3 separate regions of the Homo sapiens genome follow, and regions 1 and 2 are each linked to region 3. Evidence: chromatin contacts called from ENCODE Hi-C or POLR2A ChIA-PET data. All regions are on one chromosome and are shown on one strand. Each heading gives the region's core, a stretch centred on a gene start or an enhancer-like site at or near the end of the contact. The rest is flanking DNA. Distances are from core to core; before and after follow the strand shown. Region 1 overlaps BCAS3 (BCAS3 microtubule associated cell migration factor). Region 2 overlaps BCAS3 (BCAS3 microtubule associated cell migration factor). Region 3 holds the start of LINC02875 (long intergenic non-protein coding RNA 2875).

What was found. Hi-C counts contacts between places; a loop is a spot of excess contacts on that map. ChIA-PET counts read pairs that join two places held with the same protein, here RNA polymerase II (POLR2A). Pooled maps may share reads with other maps.
Region 1: a loop to region 3 is called in a pooled map, with 4 times the contacts of the local background. The contact joins the enhancer-like site here to the promoter of LINC02875 in region 3. A Hi-C loop is called at or near these places in 5 of 50 pooled maps. POLR2A ChIA-PET finds 5 or more read pairs at or near these places in 4 of 52 experiments (BJ, IMR-90, OCI-LY7 and 1 more).
Region 2: a loop to region 3 is called in a map of testis, with 2.9 times the contacts of the local background. The contact joins the enhancer-like site here to the promoter of LINC02875 in region 3. A Hi-C loop is called at or near these places in 3 of 168 maps with a recorded cell type or tissue (heart right ventricle, sigmoid colon and testis) and 6 of 50 pooled maps. POLR2A ChIA-PET finds 5 or more read pairs at or near these places in 2 of 52 experiments (AG04450 and Caco-2).

What each region holds. Positions count from the first base shown.
Region 1 is chr17:61,220,449-61,224,536 of GRCh38, forward strand. The region is part of intron 22 of BCAS3 (BCAS3 microtubule associated cell migration factor); the gene reads left to right. Among named protein-coding and RNA genes, the nearest start is that of BCAS3-AS1, 86 kb to the left of the region's middle. Within about 2 kb of position 2,248, at least 3 of the 41 ENCODE cell types and tissues checked have a DNase peak (open chromatin) inside an H3K27ac peak, as active enhancers do.
Region 2 is chr17:61,249,867-61,253,717 of GRCh38, forward strand. The region is part of intron 22 of BCAS3 (BCAS3 microtubule associated cell migration factor); the gene reads left to right. Among named protein-coding and RNA genes, the nearest start is that of BCAS3-AS1, 120 kb to the left of the region's middle. Within about 2 kb of position 2,490, at least 24 of the 41 ENCODE cell types and tissues checked have a DNase peak (open chromatin) inside an H3K27ac peak, as active enhancers do; they include heart right ventricle, sigmoid colon and testis, where a contact is called at or near this core.
Region 3 is chr17:61,409,542-61,413,260 of GRCh38, forward strand. LINC02875 (long intergenic non-protein coding RNA 2875) reads left to right here and starts at 2,210. Exons shown (of 1, transcript NR_160788.1): 1 at 2,210-3,719. RefSeq lists silencers at 1-6, 17-66, 1,387-1,556, 3,077-3,136, 3,157-3,216 and 1 more and an enhancer at 925-1,507.

The sequences.
Region 1 (4,088 bases), core at 998-3,497, 190 kb before region 3:
TGGTTCCATTATTTGATCTTCAGATTCAACAAAGTAGCCGAATTCTCAACTAATGACTTAAAACTTCAAATTTTAGGATTAAACAGAATGGATATCCACTCCACCTGGAATTCTCTTTGCTAAAACAATGAGGTAGTTCAGTGAGGTAATACAATGACACTACATTGATTTCCCCCCTGTGGCGCCAAAGACAGTTCTTGATCTCTACACCCAGTGACAACAGGGTACTCAAAAGGGAACTAGTGGTAAGAATGGAAGAAAAAAAAAGTGGCCAAATTAACAAGGTTGTTGGTGTGATACAAGAACTTGGTCTAATCAGGAGGAGCCTCTGAGGAAAAGATGTCTGTGTTCCACCTAGAAAGTGTAGTTCGGCTGGGCGCGGTGGCTCACGCCTGTAATCCCAGCACTTTGGGAGGCCGAGGTGGGTGGATCACGAGGTCAGGAGATCGAGACCATCCTGGCCAACACGGTGAAACCCCATCTCTACTAAAAATACAAAAAATTAGCTGGGCATGGTGGCGGGCGCCTGTAGTCCCAGCTATTTGGGAGGCTGAGGCAGAAGAATGGCATGAACCCGGGAGGCAGAGCTCGCAGTGAGCCGAGATCGCACCACTGCACTCCAGCCTGGTGACAGAGTGAGACTCCGTCTCAAAAACAAAAAGAAAGTGTGGTTCATAGTAGAATCCCAGTGTTACAAAGTGTCGGTGCAGATATCAGCTGCTATAATTGTTTCTCTACATCACTTTCCCTTTCAGGGACATGGAAACAGTAGTTTGCCTGGCTCATTCTAAAGAAGATCTCAGAATACTTCCTTCTAATGTTAGAGAGAAAGAGACTTCCTTTACTTCAAGCCCTACCTACTTACAATTGGTTTTTATCATTATCACCATCCACAGTGTTGCAGGCTGCCTGAAAAAAATCTCCTATCAGACACTTAAGGCCATTTCACAGCTTCCTCTTCCCAAACCACATTGATAGCACTGGGTTATCATCTGTCCTTTAGAGATTTAAGATTCTTAACTTCTTGTCACCAGCAGAGGCATGACTTTAGCTATTAAGGGATAAATCTGATTATCACGATTGGAAGAAAAAGCCAGTACACCTCTGGGACACATTATGGCATGGATCCTTGGGAAGGCCCAAGTCTGTTTCCCCTTCACTTTCTTAGAGCTGGGCTTCTCTCCTAAAGCTGCTGTTGCTGTGTGCTCTTGGGACTGTTACCCCAACCAAGATCCTAAAAAAAGGCTTAGATGTGCCTGTGGTTGGGGTGCTCTGCAAGGCACCAAAAAAAGAAACCTGCAGAAGGCTACATACCATGAAGGAAAAAACCACAAGAATGTGGGCTACAGGAGAGTATGATGTGAAAAGCATAAACCCTAGCGTTACCCGGAATGCTAACCACCTCACTAACTAGGAAATGGGTTTGCCTGCCTCTGCCACAGTTTCCTCATTTGTAAAATGAAAATTACATTGAGAATTCTAACTTACGTCATAAGTTTGTTGGGGATTAAATAAGATAATGCAGTATGGCACAGTACCTGGCACACGGTGACGTGCTTAACAGGGGCTGATATTACTATTACTATTAAGAATACATACCTGCTGCTCACTAAGTGTACATATGATCCCTCTGTGTGTTCAAAGTGCATAATTTTAGGGAATTTGTTAACAGTCATGCCGACATAGATACAAATATAGAGAACATATAGTGGCAGAATAAATAAGCCAAGATATGAAATAATAGTGGGGAACTGTAAAGAAATGATAAAAATAAGGACTCAGCTTAAACCTTTGAAAGAAAGGGCCTCCATAGGCTTGTCAAACCATAGACTTCAATTTTGAAAACCTCTGTTCTCTTTTACAGTCGAAAAGCAAGAAACTTCGGCTTGACTAATGAGTATGGTCTTGGTGTGGTCCTTCCTTTCTGGAGGCCTCAGTTTTCTCTGGAAACTGGGAGAGGTGGAGTAGATGGTCTCCAAGGTAGCTTGTGGTCTAAAATTCTGTAAGTCTACTTAAAAAGAAAAGGACTCGTAGCATTCCTCTTTTCGCTGTTGCTCAGCGGTGTTTGCCTGAGGTACAGATGTTTCGTGGATCTCCCCTGGTACATTTTTCTGTGAAATCTCAGGCTCCTGCCTCATGTCTCTGTAGCTTAGTAATAACTGAACATGGTTAATTTGTTCTGGTTTATTGTTGATTGGGTGATTTATGTCACGTGGTATATGGGTTTTTTTTGTTTGTTTGTTTAATTTTCATTCAGCAACCAGTGGTCTTGGTCAAGGTGGGCCATGGCCACTCTGCGACTCCAGGTCGATTCGTCTGCCTGTTGGCTTTTTTGATTTTTGCTTTGAAGTTTCCTTTTGCCTCAGTCAGCTGCCTTGAATGAAATTATCTGCTGCTGCTCTGGGCTTGTGATTTCCTTTGCTTTCATGTTTGCTCCCTTTCTGAAAGATGGGGGTTGTAATTTGTTTGCTGTTTAGGAGCCAGCCCTTCAGCTTCCTTTCAGTGATAGCATCCTGCCTGCCACACTGGGCTTTTCTCCTTTTCCAGTCCGGTTGTTCCCAAAATCACTAGTTTAATTCTCTGTATTTGAAGAATGCCAATGCAATATCTCCCTTTCCTGAATCACAACTGCAGTTGGTAATTGTGGAATGCATTTCCTACAAATATTAATTTTACTTTCAATATGTGACAGGATGCAGCGCCTTTTTTTTTTTTTTTTTTTTTTTTGAGACGGAGTTTCACTCTGTTGCCCAGGCTGGAGTGCAGTGGCGCAGCTTTGGCTCACTGCAACCTCCACCTCCTGGGTTCAAGCAGTTCTCCTGCCTCAGCCCCCCAATAGCTGGGATTACAGGCATGTGCCACCACGCCTGGCTAATTTTTTTTTGTATTTAGTAGAGATGGGGTTTCACCATGTTGGTCAGGCTGGTCTCAAACTCCTGACCTCAGGTGATCTGCCTGCCTTGGCCTCCCAAAGTGCTGGGCTTACAGGTGTGAGCCACCACGCCCAGCCACAGAGCTGTTTTTTATAAATATTCAAAACATTTTAAAAGTTAATAGAAATACCTCTAATCTGGTCCTAGAGAGCTTGTAAATTGTCTGACCTGGTCATTCTCCTATCTGCCCTTGGGTACTGTCTCCATGCTCAGGCACTTTCCTATTTAATATACTACCTGCCAATAACTAGCTAAAAGATATCTTTAACCTTGAATCATTAGAAAGATATCAAGGTTCTTTTCATGATGTATGCTTTTTAAAAATTTAAAACTAGCAATTAGGATACATTTGAAAGGAAGACTGTCTTGATTTCTTGGATATTGTATAGAACAACTTGTATTTGCACCTCTGAGGGCCTTTGATGAGGTGGCCATTTAATGAAACACTCAGCTCAAGTGTTTTCAAAACAGCTGATTTACTACACTTGGATACCCTGTGGTGTGTAGAGTTGTGCCTGAAGTTGTCAACCAAGCAGCAGAGCTGGAACCCAGTTGTAGTGATCATGTCTGAAGGATGTCTGCTAAATATCATGTGCTCGCTTTTGGATAGAAGGAGGTGGGTCAGAGTGAAGTTGTTAATCTTCAATTTTTTTCAACCACCTCTAATTGAGAGTAGAAAAGCATTTGCTTTCTATCAATTTGATAGTCCCATCTTTTCTCCTATATTTGATTATAGAAAGCAGTTTTTATTTTTATGCTTTATCTTTATTATTTTCCCATTGATTTATAAGAGAAATCTTTAAGCATCTATCATGTGCATCTCTGTACCATGGATGATGGGAAGATATACAAAGTAAAGTTCTTGTTAGCAGGAAGATGGACTGAGTATATGTATGACTATAAAGTGATATCAAAAGTACAGGTGAAGTTGTGGCAACATTCAAAGGAAAGGGAAATCAGTTTCCTCTTGAAGTTCAGGAGAGATTTCATGGAAGAGGTATCATTCAAGCTGAGTTTTGTTATATGGAAATAAGAAAGGAAAGTCATCCCAGGCAGGGAGAACAGTGCTCGGAAAACAGGGTGTACATATGGGGACGAGCAGGTGGTTTGGTTTGCCCATCAGACAGTGTGGCAAGGACAGCAAAAGGAGATCCA
Region 2 (3,851 bases), core at 1,240-3,739, 160 kb before region 3:
TCACATTTAAAGCTTTTAAAGCTCCCTTTTGAGATGATTTCTTAGGGTACTAAAATATCACCTGCCCCAGAGTTTACAAATCAGAAATTGAATGAGGCAGGCTTAAAGAGGATCAGAAAACAAGATACCAAATAAGAGCAGCCATTGTAAAACTAGAGAAGGTTACGAAATGGCCCTGCTTTTCTATAAGGAAGGTCGAAGACACCAGGCCCCTTGCCCTGGGTTTGTCTGGTGGAAGTTTAAGGAAAGTTCATACCCTGGGCCCAGTAGAGAGCTTTGCCTTCATAATTGTCTGCATATGATTTGACAAACATAAGACCTCAGTGTTCCTAGATCGTTTATCCCCCTCAGCAATGTGCTAAATATGAAGTAAAAGGTTACCAAAGGGAGGATAGGGAAGAAAACCTAATTACCAATCCTGGTAATTTTAAACATGAGAAGATTTATAAACAACGGCTTCTTCATACACTTGTGAGTTCTGACATGTTGTGAAAATAGGACCTGCTAAGCCATTGAAAGGATTTTCAATATATTGTACGAGATGGAAAGAGGACCCAGAGAAGGCTTGTTTTTCATTTTAAAGAGTTGCTTTAGAAACCAAGGTTGTAACTGAGCACTGCTCTGTGCTGTATCAAGCCGTAATATCCAGTGAGTCATGAAGGCATTAGGGAAGCACTGGAGACATCATAAGAAACATTTGAGTTAATGTTTGAGATAAGGAAGATGATTATCTCTAAAAAGAAACTGAAATTAAGGGGCACAGTCTCCCGTTTTCGGACAGCTAAAAGGCATTCTTTTCAGTGATCTCTCCTTTACTAACCCATGTACATGCTGTGAGTATGTGACCTAGAAACCAGGCTTTTTTAAGCTGAGCTCTGGATACTTGTAGACTGAGACCTTGGGCGAGTTACTGCCCACCTTGGCTTCAGCTTCCTCACCTGAAAACGAGTGATCAACCAGGTAATCTTTATGGGGCCCTTCTGGCCCAAGGACTCTATCAGTCTGGTTTTTGAACATTATCCTACATTAGACAATCTCAGAAAGGTTTTATGACTTGTGGGTGCCTTTGTGGTACTTCACATGAGCGGGAGGTCTTAAGACTATGGACCCCTTGGGAGACCAGTGTCTAATTCTACTACTTCCTCCTCCCCAAGAATTCAGATGGTGAAACACCCTCATCCCTCCAGCCCTGCCCCCAGGAAACCCTTCATTCAGAAAGGTCATTTCATTTCCTGTGAGCCAGTCTTACATCACTGGTGCAAGAATTGGGCAGTGCTTGCCCAGCTGGAAGGTGAGACATTGGAGGCCTCAGCCTGGTGTCCCAGACAGTATTTGTCAGGCTGATGATAAGCTGGTGGAGAGTCTGTTAACTCAAGGCCTGATTCTAATGAATTTGGGATTCCTTGCTGAAAAAAAGACTGGGCTGGGTGTGGTGGCTCATGCCTGTAATCCCAGCACTCTGGGAGGCTGAGGCGGGCGGATCACCTGAGGTCAGAGTTTGAGACCATCCTGGCCAATATGGCGAAACCCCGTCTCTACTAAAAATACAAAAAATTAGCCGGGCCTGGTGGCGGGCGCCTATAATCCCAACTACTAGGGAGGCTGAGGCAGGAGAATCACTTGAACGCGGGATGCAGAGGTTGCAGTGAGCCGAGATTGCGCCATTCCACTCCAGCCTGGGCAACAAGAGCGAAACTCCACCTCAAAAAAAAAAAAAAGAAAAGAAAGACTGGATCCTGGTCCATCCAAGATGCTGCCCTTGAGACCTCTGGGTTGATGACTGATATGTTGGTCTCTTGGGACAAGGCTGTACAGTTGAGAAAAGTAGCAAGAACATCAGATCTCTGCAGATAATCTGGCCCCCATAAAAAAGCAATAGCAACTGGGAAAAGGCTAGACTGCTAGGTTCCCAGCTATACTGGATTATTAGACAAAGCTACCCACTCCATCTTTGTTTATAGAACTCATTTTCAGGAACAAGTGTTTTATAGTGAGGTGGAGGTTGTAAAGAAGCTCTTTATAATGAAGATCCCAAATATGTGAGCCTTCTATCAAGCTTGATCTCAAGGAACTTTACACGGGTGGCAGTTTAGAAGAAAAAGAGAGAAAAGGATAAAGAAAAAAACTAATAAAAATAGCTGAGATCACTCAACAGTTATCAAGAAACAGATACTACAGTTTTATAACACGAAGTACTAAAAGTATATGCACTCTTAAAAGGCAATTAAAACGTATGCTCCAAAACTATAAAACATTTTCTTTTCATCTGCAACATAGAGGGCAGATTACAACACATTAATAACGTTTTGTTTAGAGTTCAGTTTCTGATGGTTTCCAAATGTAGTCTGTGTAGATTAACCAGAAGGAGTCCAGTTCTCTTTTTTAAGAGCGCTTGTAAAGGAAAGCAATGTGGTAAGATTGTTATGAAAAGAGAGTGTATTTAGGAAATAGCACTTAGCAGGGTCTCTCTGAATGGCTGCCAGGTCAGGAAGCTGAAGTGCAAGGCTTGGCCCTTGTTCAGCCCCCCCAGTTCCAGCTTCTTGACCACACAGTACGTCAAGAACATGTCACAAGCCAGCCAGGAAGACTCAGCCCCGCCCATGGGCCAGCTTGGCACGGCTGCTTTCACATAACCCAGGGCTCCAGAGGGGCCGGAGGCAGGCATTCCAGGGCCACGGGAACATGCAAGTTTTTAAAATAGAAGTGAAGGACTTAAAAAAAAAAAAAGCCTGGGAATTAAACAGTTGCTGAGTCCTTGAGTCCTTATGGAACATGGTTCCTCATGTAGAGTGGCAGAGGTGAAAAGGGCCTTAAAGGTTATCTCATCCTCTGCCCTCTGCTTATAGACAAGGACATTGACCTGCTTACAACCATAGTGATAGAACCAATTGTGGAATCCATATCTGTCAGCTCTTAGTCTGCTAAACACACTGGCTTCTACCTCACTGGGCTAAGCTGCCCTTTCTTCCTTGGATTTTGACTCTAGAAAGCTGTCCAGTAATCTGTTCCTATACATTTTTTTTTTTTTTTTGAGATGGAGTCTTACTCTGTTGCCCAGGCTGGAGTGCAGTGGTGTGATCTCAGCTCACTGCAACCTCCACCTCCTGGGTTCCAGCTATTCTCCTGCCTCAGCCTCCTAAGTAGCTGGGATCACAGGCATGTGCTACCATGCCTAATTTTGTATTTTGTAGTAGGGATGGGGTTCCACCATGTTGACCAGGCTGGTCTCGAACTCCTGACCTCAGGTGATCCACTTGCCTCGGCCTCCCAAAGGCCTGGGATTACAGGCATGAGCCACTGAGCCCGGCCCGTTGCTATACCATTTGTTCCTACTACTTGCCTAACTGTTCTATGTCTCAGTCTCAGTTTCCTTGTCTACAAAATGGAGATAATATCAATGCCTGGGCTGGGCCCGGTGGCTCACGCCTGTAATCCCAACACTTTGGGAGGCCGAGGCAGGCGGATCACCTGAGGTCAGGAGTTGGAGAGAATATATATATATATAATCAATGTCTGCTTCACAGAGTTACAAGGATTGATAGAATAAACATGTGTAACATTTACAGTGCCTGGTATGGAATAAGGGCTCAATAATGTTATCTATTCCCATTAATAATAGTATTATTAGCATTATACTATCATCTGTCTTATTGCTACTACTATTTCTACAGTTGCTACATCAGCAGTCCCAGGAACTTGGCCTACGGCCTAGGCATGGCGTATGAGCTCTATGGTAGTAGAAGGTCAGACCCAGGATTGGAGGAGGGGCAGCTGAGTAGAGGGGAAGATGAATCTCGGATGCCTCTGGGCCAGTGCTTCATAAAGTCCTGTGCTCAGATTCCAGCTGTGGA
Region 3 (3,719 bases), core at 960-3,459:
GGACAAAAGGCTGCGCGCCCCTCGCCCGGCGGCAGCTGCACCCCGGGGACGGCAGGGCGGCACGGCGGCAGGGCGGCTGGGGCGCTGGCGGAGCCGCGAGGCCGGGCGGCGCCGGCGCGGGACGCGGGGTGCGTCCCAGGCCGGGGCTGGACTCCCCCTGCCGGCCGCTCCCGCAGCTCCGCGCAACGGGCCTGGGCACCCACCCGGGCCGGGAGGAGAGCAGCCGAGCGGCCTGGACTCCTGGCTTCTGACTCCCTTTCCGGGAAACCACACTGGAAACCCATCTCCTTTCAATGCTTCTGGGTGGGTGGGCTGGGAGGATGGGTGTTCCTTGTCCAACCTCTCCCTTCGGAGGAGGGGTTTGGCTGTGTCCCACCCCCGTACTCCCCGCCAAATATCGCTGAGCCTAGAATTCTTTCCCCTCTCTCTGCCTCCTGAACCTCAAAGACAAACATTTCCTCCGCGTCAGGGCTGTTGGCTAGAGTGGCAAAATCTGGACTAAAAGGTCTTACTTTAACTCATCTATCTAAATCCCTCTTGGGAGAGTGGAGAGTGGGGTCAGTGGGCTATTTCCATTCCTGCCTCAGTTTCCCCTGTATAATAATGGGCTTGGCTGGGGTCTCTCCGGGGTCCAGCTGTGTCAGTCTCCATTAGGCTGGTCCTTCCCCGAGACCCACTCCTGCAAGGACAGCTGCCTCCCACCCCGCGCCGGTGAGCTCCCCCTCCTTGCCCAGCTAGCAGGTGTCTCCAGCCCCCACTTCTAGCAGTGGGAGCTGGGCGGGCACTCCTTTAGCCCTGGGTCTGGTCGGTCACCGAGCACGCCACCTCCTTCCCAGTTCTCTCCTCTTTAAGCCTTGGGGACCCTGAACGCCCTGCCCCAACAGGCTGCCCACCTTGGGCACTGCACAGGGTGGGGCTTGGGGAGGGTGCTGGCTTCCAAAACACCAGGGACGTTGAGATGGAGGAACGGTGATGGTGAAGGTGGAATGGACAGTTGGGCCCCCAGACTCCCAGGACGCCTTTGTGGGCCGATACATTTGCAAGGAGCGAGAGAGAGAGAACCAGGCCCGCCTCTTCAGGATGGTGCTGCCCCCAGGCCACGCCGAATGCGGCTGGAGCAGGGAGGGGACTCAGCCAGTGCACGAGTGGGAGGTTGCAGTAGAACGTATCCCAACCCCAGAGGGTGGGTTCTGGCTTCCCTGCCTCAGACCTGCGGGCAGGTCCGGGAACCCGACAGGGACAGAGAAGCCCGTTTTCCAGCCTAAATAGAAGCTCGTGGGCAGCGCGTTTGCTGGAGGTCGCTTTGGGCTGAAACGCCTCTCATACTCCTAGAGGAGCGGCGCGTTTGCGTCCCGCGGCTTCTCACTTTCAGCAGGACATTAGGAGGGAGACGAGAGTCGGCTGCGCGCCCGCGGCGGCCTACGTACAGGGCTGCGGACACCAGGGGGCAGCACCGACTTAGGGTCGCGGGAGGGGTGCGGGTGCGGGCATGGGCGCGGGGGAGGCGGGTGCCTGCGAAGGCCGGGCGGGGCGGCCTAGTCGCGGCCGTTTTTAGGCCGCGTCGTTGCTGCAGCAACCCGGGTGGGGTGGGGTGGGACTCCAGGGCCTCGAGATCCCCCACACCACTTTCGCCGCCACCTCCCGCCGCACATGTCCCCTCCGAGTCGCCCACCCGGCGCTCCGCGGGGCCCCAGCTGGTAGCCTGAGTGCGACTGCGGGAACCCGCGGCCGGCGGCTGGGCCTTGTCCCAGACAAAGGCTAGGCCACTCCCATGTCCAATTAAGCCACCCTCCTCCCCGGCCTCCCAGCCCTCATTGTCCCCGGGGTCGCCAATTAGCCTAGGCGCCCGGCGTACCCGCCGCTCCGGTGCCGCAAGGCCTCCTTAACCCTTCAGGGCCTGGCCCGGGGTCCTTGGACGGCAGAGCCGCCGGCACACGCGTGGCAGGAGGGCCAGTGCTGGGACGATGGCGATACCTGCTGGCGGCCTAGCCTGTCGCCTCGGGCTCTCGCGTGTGGGGCGTGTGAGGTCTAAGAGGGAATTGTGCGTGTCGGTGTGGGGTGGCGCGTGCGATTCCCGGAGGAACTCGGAGATGGAGGGTGTGAGTGCAGGGGCTCCGAGAGACCCCTAGCGGCTAAGCCGCCCGGATCCCAAGGCCCAGGGGACCTCATTTCCTCTCGGGTTAATCGGAATCTTCCGAGCCCTCAAGCCCTTCCTCCTCCACTCCCCCGCCGCTGCTGTGGAGAACCGGAGCCACCGGTATGGCCTGGCCCTGCCCTCCCGAAGGCCGCAGCTCCCGGGCCCGCCTCCCCAGCTGACCGCGAACTCCTGCGTGGGGTGCTCCTGGGGCGGGAGGGGCGCGCTCAGCCTCGCTCTCCCCGGGACTCTCACGCTCAAGCGCCCCGGCTTGAGGCCGGGACCCCCTATTTCCCGGTTATGGGACGGCCCCTTGAGGGACAGCCTCTACGAGCCCTGGATTTATACCCCGAGCCTGCCTTCCTCCGCTCTGGGAAGGACCCAAAATCCAGTCCCGCTTCCTCCCCCTCCTTCGCTGTCCTTGGCCCCGAGGTGCGGAGCACCGGCGGTCAGGCGGGATCCCGCAGGAGGCCGAGCGCTCCCTGCTCGCAGGACAGGGCGGCAGCGGAGGGAGCCCCCGCCCTCTTGGGAGGAAGCCCGAGCTCCGGGTCTCCTGGGCACCCTCCCGGGAGCGCCTTCGGGGTGGAGGCTGGTTGCCGGGCGCTGAACGTGTCCGAGCACGCCCGGGGCGGTTTTGCACTTGGACTTCCTTTTGGGCTCTCCGGAGGCGCATATCTGTTCCTCCTATTGGATGGGGCCGGGGACCCCAAACCCACTCCGGAAGCACCGATTTCCAGCGCTGACGGCCGCGCCTGGTTTCCCAGCGAGTCCTCTTGGCAGCTCCCGCAGCTCCCCGCCGGGAGCACGAGTGGGAGCGAACCCAGAGCCCGCCCAGGCCTCGGGCCTCGGCAACTCCTCACAGGTCCACGAGATGGCGCTGCAGGCCAGGGCCCGGGCCGCGGCCTCACAGCCCGCCTCGGGCGAGAGCGGGAGATAGACTGCGGACCCCGGCAAGCGGGGCACGGAGGCACAGCCACCGACACAGGCAGAGCCGGGTCCGGAGCCCGGCACAGGCCGCCGAGGGACCGAGGGACTCCGGGGCTGCGGACACACTGAGCGGAGGGCTTGAGGCTCGGGGTGGGGCCTTCTCCCCTGCTGCCAGAACCGCCCGGCAGCGCCAGCTCGGCGACCTTCCAGGCTGCTGCAGACCCCAGCTTGTCCTCTTCTGCGCGCCCGCGGGGCTGGGCCCTCGCGTTCTCTCTGCGGGAAGTGAGCCGCCGGCCTCCGGCCTCCTGGGCCCCTCCGAAGGGGGCTGTGGCTGGCATCCGCAGCGCGCGGGGCGCACGGCCCTAGGAGCGCGGGGCCCACTCGACGGTGAGGACTTACGGGCGGGATAGGGGAAGGATCGGCGGGGATCCAGCGCTCCTCCAGCGGAGAGGGCCCCCTCGGCTCCGACCCGCCCTCCTCACCACCCTCATCCGGCTCTTCAGGGCGGGGTCTTCAGGGTCGAGGGCAGGATGTGCCCTGTGGAGCTGCTCACCTAAGTTCCTGCCTCCATAGGGGAGGCTTTGGGCTGCGTTATTCCAGCGGGAGGTGGTGGGGACTGGGGAGGGCCCAGGGGTCAGCCTGAGAATCTCGCCCTTGG